Regions from separate parts of the Homo sapiens genome. Here region 1 is linked to region 2. The links are chromatin contacts, found by Hi-C or POLR2A ChIA-PET in ENCODE. All regions are on one chromosome and are shown on one strand. The core of a region is the stretch at or near the end of the contact, and the rest is flanking DNA. Distances in the headings are between cores, read along the strand shown. Region 1 holds the start of PEX11G (peroxisomal biogenesis factor 11 gamma). Region 2 overlaps LOC124904628 (a long non-coding RNA gene).

Evidence for each region. A loop is a pair of places that touch in the nucleus more often than their neighbours do. ChIA-PET counts read pairs that join two places held with the same protein, here RNA polymerase II (POLR2A). Pooled maps may share reads with other maps.
Region 1: a loop to region 2 is called in a pooled map, with 2.8 times the contacts of the local background. The contact joins the promoter of PEX11G here to the enhancer-like site in region 2. A Hi-C loop is called at or near these places in 2 of 37 single-sample maps with no recorded cell type and 7 of 50 pooled maps. POLR2A ChIA-PET finds 5 or more read pairs at or near these places in 2 of 52 experiments (HCT116 and PC-9).

The regions. Positions count from the first base shown.
Region 1 is chr19:7,487,425-7,490,451 of GRCh38, forward strand. It overlaps PEX11G (peroxisomal biogenesis factor 11 gamma), which reads right to left and starts at 1,611. Exons shown (of 5, transcript NM_080662.4): 1 at 1,527-1,611. The coding sequence starts at 1,586. RefSeq lists silencers at 1,358-1,417, 1,468-1,797.
Region 2 is chr19:7,798,576-7,801,388 of GRCh38, forward strand. The region is part of intron 1 of LOC124904628 (a long non-coding RNA gene); the gene reads left to right. Among named protein-coding and RNA genes, the nearest start is that of EVI5L, 30 kb to the right of the region's middle. Within about 2 kb of position 1,468, at least 4 of the 41 ENCODE cell types and tissues checked have a DNase peak (open chromatin) inside an H3K27ac peak, as active enhancers do.

The DNA of each region.
Region 1 (3,027 bases), core at 361-2,860, 310 kb before region 2:
ACTCAGATCTTTTTTCTTTTGGAGACAGAGTCTTGCTCTGCTCCCCAGGCTCGAGTGCAAAGGTGTGAGCTCACTGCAACCTCTGCATCCCAGGTTCAAGCAATTCTCCCGCCTCAGCCTTCCAAGTAGCTGGGACTACAGGCACGCACCACCACATCCGGCTAATTTTTGTATTTTAGTAGAGACGAGGTTTCATCACTTTTCCCAGGCTGGTCTCAAACTCCTGAGCTCAGACAATCCACCCAGCTCAGCCTCCCAAAGTGCTAGGATCACAGGCGCGAGCCACCACGCCTGGCCTCCCTTATATCTTTATTTTACCTGCTTTTCAGAAATTGCTTGTTCCTGTTGTTTTATTTATTTTTACTTGTAATTCCTTTCCAGCCCCATTATAATGGCAAAACACTGCAATCTGAATGTTCAACTCGGGGGAGATTTGTTAACCCACCCCCCCAATCATAAGATATTTGAATGGAATCTAAATGCCTAGCCACCAGTACACCGCCTGGTACAACCTGAATGTCTACCTATAAGAGACTGGTGGGGACAAGCTAAGAGTCCAGACTCAGGGGCATGGATGGCATAACCTAAATGTTCAACCATATGGGACTTGATTGGAACTAAAAACTGTCCAGCCATAGGGAGAGTCTTGCAATATCCTAAATCCCCACATGAGATTGTTTGGGACAACCCAGGGACCAACTACAGTGGCCCGGTCAGATCCTAAATGTCCAAACATGGGAATCTGTTTGGTATGTAAACGTCCAGCCAGGCTGGGTTGGCAGAGACGATCTAAATGACCAACTGGGGTTTTGTTGGAACCCATCGCTGCTTAGGCATGGCAGGGCCCAGGCCATGGCGTGTTCTTTGGTCTAGGTTGGCTGAAACAACCTAAATGCCCAACTATAGGGAATCTGGTTGGAAGTGAATGTCCAGCCACAGGGGAGCCCTGCAACATCCCAAATCCCAACACGAGATTGTTCAGGACAACTTCAGTGGCCTGGTCGGATCCAAAACGTCCAAACACGGGAATCTGGCCAGTGTGTCAATGTCCAGACAGGTTGGGTTGGCAGAAACTATCTAAATGTCCAACGCTGGCCAGACGCGGTGGCTCACGCCTGTAATCCCAGCACTTTGGGAGGCCGAGGCAGGTGGATCGCTTGAGGCCAGGAGATCGAGACCATCCTGGCTAACACGATGAAACTCCGTCTCTACTAAAAATACAAAAAAATAGCAGGGAGTGGTGGCGGGCGCCTGTAGTCCCAGCTACTCGGGAGTGCTGAGGCAGGAGAATCGCTTGAACCCGGGAAGCGGAGGCTGCAGTGAGCAGAGATCGCACCACTGCACTCCAGCCAAAATAAATAAATACATAAATGTCCAATGCTAGGGCACCGCATTTGAGCCTAGCTCGGACGGGGCCTCTGCGACGGAGTATCCTGGGCGACCCCGTCCCCTCTCTGGCCCGTTTCCCAGTCTCTGAGCTTGGGCCAAACTCTAGGACCTCCGGCCCCGGTCCGCCCCTGCCTCACCAGGCGGTCCCGGCCCCTGTACGACTCCAGCGCCGACGCCAGGCCGCTCAGCGACGCCATGGCAACTCCGTGACGTCACCGCGACGTCGGCGCGCCGCGCCAGGGGGCGGGGCCAGGCCGGGGTACCGGGAGCGCCCCAAAGGCTTGCGCGCAGGCGCGGCCGCAGGCCTTTGTCCCCCTGACCGGCTTTTTGTCCGCTGTAGGGGAGGGACAGAGTTTGCAGAGGTGGGGCCGACACGTGTGTGCTCTCCAGGCCTGCAGACCCTGGATCATCCTCGGAGTTTGCTGCATTCTGCCCCACGGCGGTTTGGCCAACTACCCACGCACAAAAAAATATATTTCTAAGTTTAACCAACTACCCACACGCTCCAAAAATATTCCAAGCAAAACCACCAACCTGTTCGCAGTGGTTCAAGGAGAGATTTTCCTTTTTAGTTTTTGTGCTTCACCTTTTCTGCACTGTCTGCCTGCCCGTAGTGAGCAGGAATGACTGCTGTAATATCACAACAAGGCATCTTTCGACGTTAAGGAAAGACGTTATCTTTGGACGTTAAGAATTGTTCTAGAATACATAAATAAAAAATAAAAATGCACAATTCAGTGACATTAGTACATGCACATGTTGGACAACCATCACCCCTTGCTAGTTTCGGGGTATTTTTATCACCCCCAAGAGAGACCCCCGTAGGAGACCAGCATATGCCCCTCTGAAATATGCGACCTTGGTGTAGGATTATTTTGAGCTGAGATCAATGAAGCTGATACCGGAAAAGCTCTCTGTTCTTCCCTGATTTGCCTCAAAGCAGGACCTAAAGGTACAAAGGTGCCCTCCTCCCCTCTCTACCAGGAAGGACAAAGGTTGATCACCAGGGACACCTTTAGACTCTTGTCTGGAGACGTCTTTTTTTTTTTTTTCTTTTTTTTTGAGACGGAGTCTTGCTCTGTCCCCAAAGCTAGAGTGCAGTAGCGCCATCTCTGCTCACTGCGTCCTCCGCTTCCCTGGTTCAAGCGATTCTCGTGCCTCAGCTTCCCAAGTAGCTGGGATCACAGCTGTGCACCACTGTGCCCGGCTAATTTTTGTATTTTTGGTAGAGTCGGGGTTTCACCACGTTGGCCAGGCTGTTCTCAAATTCCTGGCCTCAAGTGATCCGCCCGCCTCGGCCTCCCAAAGTGCTGGGATTACAAGCGTGAGCCACCGCACCCGGCCTCAATGTCCTTTTCCTTCGTCTTGTCACTTCTCCAAAAATTTGCTGCTATATGTTGAAGGTGCTATATAAGCAGGAGTTATATAAGCTATATAAGCCACCTCATTTCTCTTGGCATCTCCCATGTACACATAAGGTACACATGTTAATAAATTTGTTTTTCCCTTGTTAATTTTTTTTTTTTAGACGGAGCCTCGCTCTGTCGCCCAGGCTGGAGTGCAGTGGCACGATCTCGGCTCACTGCAAGCTCCGCCTCGCGGGTTCACGCCATTCTTCTGCCTCAGCCTCCCGAGTAG
Region 2 (2,813 bases), core at 218-2,717:
AGTGTTTTTATGGTATTACGTGGCAAAAAGGACTATTCAACTAAATCATTATTTTGAACAATAATCCCCGTTGGGGAGTGTGAAGTAGGGAAAACAATGAATTGTAAAGGCAAGTCTGGGTCAATCCTACTGACCTGGGCTTGCGGAATTTTTTCTTCAATTACTCTTAACTCTTTCATGGCCTCGGGTGTTAGTTCTCTTTTACTGTGTAAACTGGAGTCTCCCCTCAGTATTGAGAAGAGATTAGACATAGCATAAGTAGGAATTCCTAAGGTGGGCCGAATCCAATTAATATCGCCTAACAATTTTTGAAAATCATTTAAGGTTTATTTGGTTTTTGTTTTTGTTTTTGAGACGGAATCTTGCTCTGTCCCCCAGGCTGGAGGGCAGTGGCTTGATCTCGGCTCACTGCAAGCTCCGCCTCCCGGGTTCACGCCATTCTCCCGCCTCAGCCTCCCGAGTAGCTGGGACTACAGGCGCGCAGCCACCACGCCCGGCTAATTTTTTGTATTTTTAGTAGAGGCGGGGTTTCACTGTGTTAGCCAGGATGGTCTCGATCTCCTGACCTTGTGATCCGCCCGCCTCAGCCTCCCAAAGTGCTGGGATTACAGGCGTGAGCCACTGCCCCCCCGCCCATTTAAGGTTTTTAAAGAAGCTTTTCTAATTTGAACCTTTTGAGGCTTAATGCTCTATCCTGTACTTGCATTCCCAAATACTGAAAAGGAGTGGTTGTTTGAATTTTGTCAGATGCTTTAAGCAATCCAGCGTTTGTAATTGCCTTTTGCAAAGATGAATAACATTGAATAAGTTGGCCTCTATTTTTTGCTGCACACATCTGGAAATTGATCTCTAACAGGCTGGATAGTTCTGCCTACAAAAGTCTGACAAATTGTGAGACTGTTTAACATACCCCGAGGTAAAACCTTCCAATGATATCTGGCTGCAGGTTCTTTATTATTAACTGCAGGGATGGTAAAGCCAAATTTTTCGAAATCTGCCTCTGCTAAAGGAATTGTAAAAAAAAAAAAAAAAAAAAAAAAAAAAAAAAAGCAATCTTTTAAATCTATAATAACAAGCGGCCAGTCTTTAGGGATTATAATGGGGGATGGGAGCCCTGGTTGTAAAGCTCCCATCGGTTGAATTACAGCGTTGACCGCTAGTAAATCGGTCGGCATGCGCCATCTGCCGGACTTTTTCTTAATTACAAATACTGGGGAATTCCAAGGAGAAAAAGTGGGTGTGAAACATGTCCTTTTTCTAGTAATTCTTTAACTATTTCATAAAGCGCCCCCAATTTTTCCTTAGGGATCGGCCACTGTTCGACCCAGACAGGGCGCTGGGTCATCCATTTTTAAGGGAAATTGCTCCTTCCCCGTAATGAACGGCAGGGCGAGCCTGAATTTTAATTAACTGGTGGCTGAGCCTGAATCATCCCTTTACCGTAATTAACGGCAGGTTTTGCAACAATGGGCGCGGCGAACCGCGTCTCAGGCTTCCATGCCCGCAATTCACAAGGCTTAGGCGCGGGTGGCCATTCCGGAGCTTCCCCTGAGGGTGCGGTAGGTTGGACGGTCTCTTTCATATGTGTTTGGTTAGCATATATAACCTCCTGATTCTCCGCCTTTTTTAAACTGGAGCTAGATGGTGCACTCTCCTGACCGTCAAACTCGTCTCCTTCATTTCCAAATGCTGGTTCCTCCTCAGTCTGCAAAGGCTCACGTGCTGTTTTCACTGCCGCCCACACAGACCAAGCGGAGAAAGGAATTTCTTGACCCTCTTTTTGTGCCTGTTTGAAGTCAGCCCTTATTTTTTCCCAGTCTTTCAAATCCATGGAGCTGTGTTCCGGGAACCAAGGAGAATATTGTTCTATTAGCTGAAACAGGGACAGAAGATTTTGGGTGCTCACGTTTAACCACAGTGGCACAATAACTGCCGCACCAAACTCAAATAATTATTATGTCTACTCTCAGCCTGACCCACAATTTCCTGTTGTTACCCTGGAATTCTCCGAGCGCCCCGCTTACCTGCAGAGCTTAAAAGTCTTTTCGTTGGCCGGCGCGGTGGCTCACGCCTGTAATCCCAGCACTTTGGGAGGCCGAGGCGGGCGGATCACGAGGTCAGGAGATCAAGACCATCATAGCTAACATGGTGAAACCCCGTCTCTACTAAAAATACAAAAAGTTAGCCGGGCGTGGAGGCGGGCGCCTGTAGTCCCAGCTACTTGGGAGCTGAGGCAGGAGAAGGGCGTGAACCCGGGAGGCGGAGCTTGCAGTGAGCCGACATCGAGCCACTGCACTCCAGCCTGGGTGACAGAGCGAGACTCCGTCTCAAAAATAAATAAATAAATAAATAAGTAAAAATTAAAAAAAAACTTTTCGTCCTTGGGAGTTCTCCATCTGTCGGTCCTTCATTTTCGACGCTCCTGCATTCCTTCACCCGGTTGTTTTGGAGATACCACGTTGGGCGCCAGATGGTGGGGTCCAGCCTCAACACTACCCGTGGGTACCTGAAGTCCGGTGGCGACAAAGGAATGAGAAAAGACAAGTTAAGATTTTAAAGCAGGCCCAGGGGGCCAGTTGCTAGAGTGAAGGCTGCAAAACGCCCAGAGTTCTGGTTGCCTGACGATTTATTGAGCACAATCTTTTGATCTAAGAAGCAGCTGGGATGAAACGGTGAAGGAGCGGGAGCGTACGTCATTGGAAAGATGTAGAGCAGTGGCGGTTATATGAATTTCCTTTAAGCTAAAAGCATATGTCTAACTGCTAAGACAGTCTTTAACTTATCGGGCTGCAGCTGGTGGGGGCCGGTTTTAC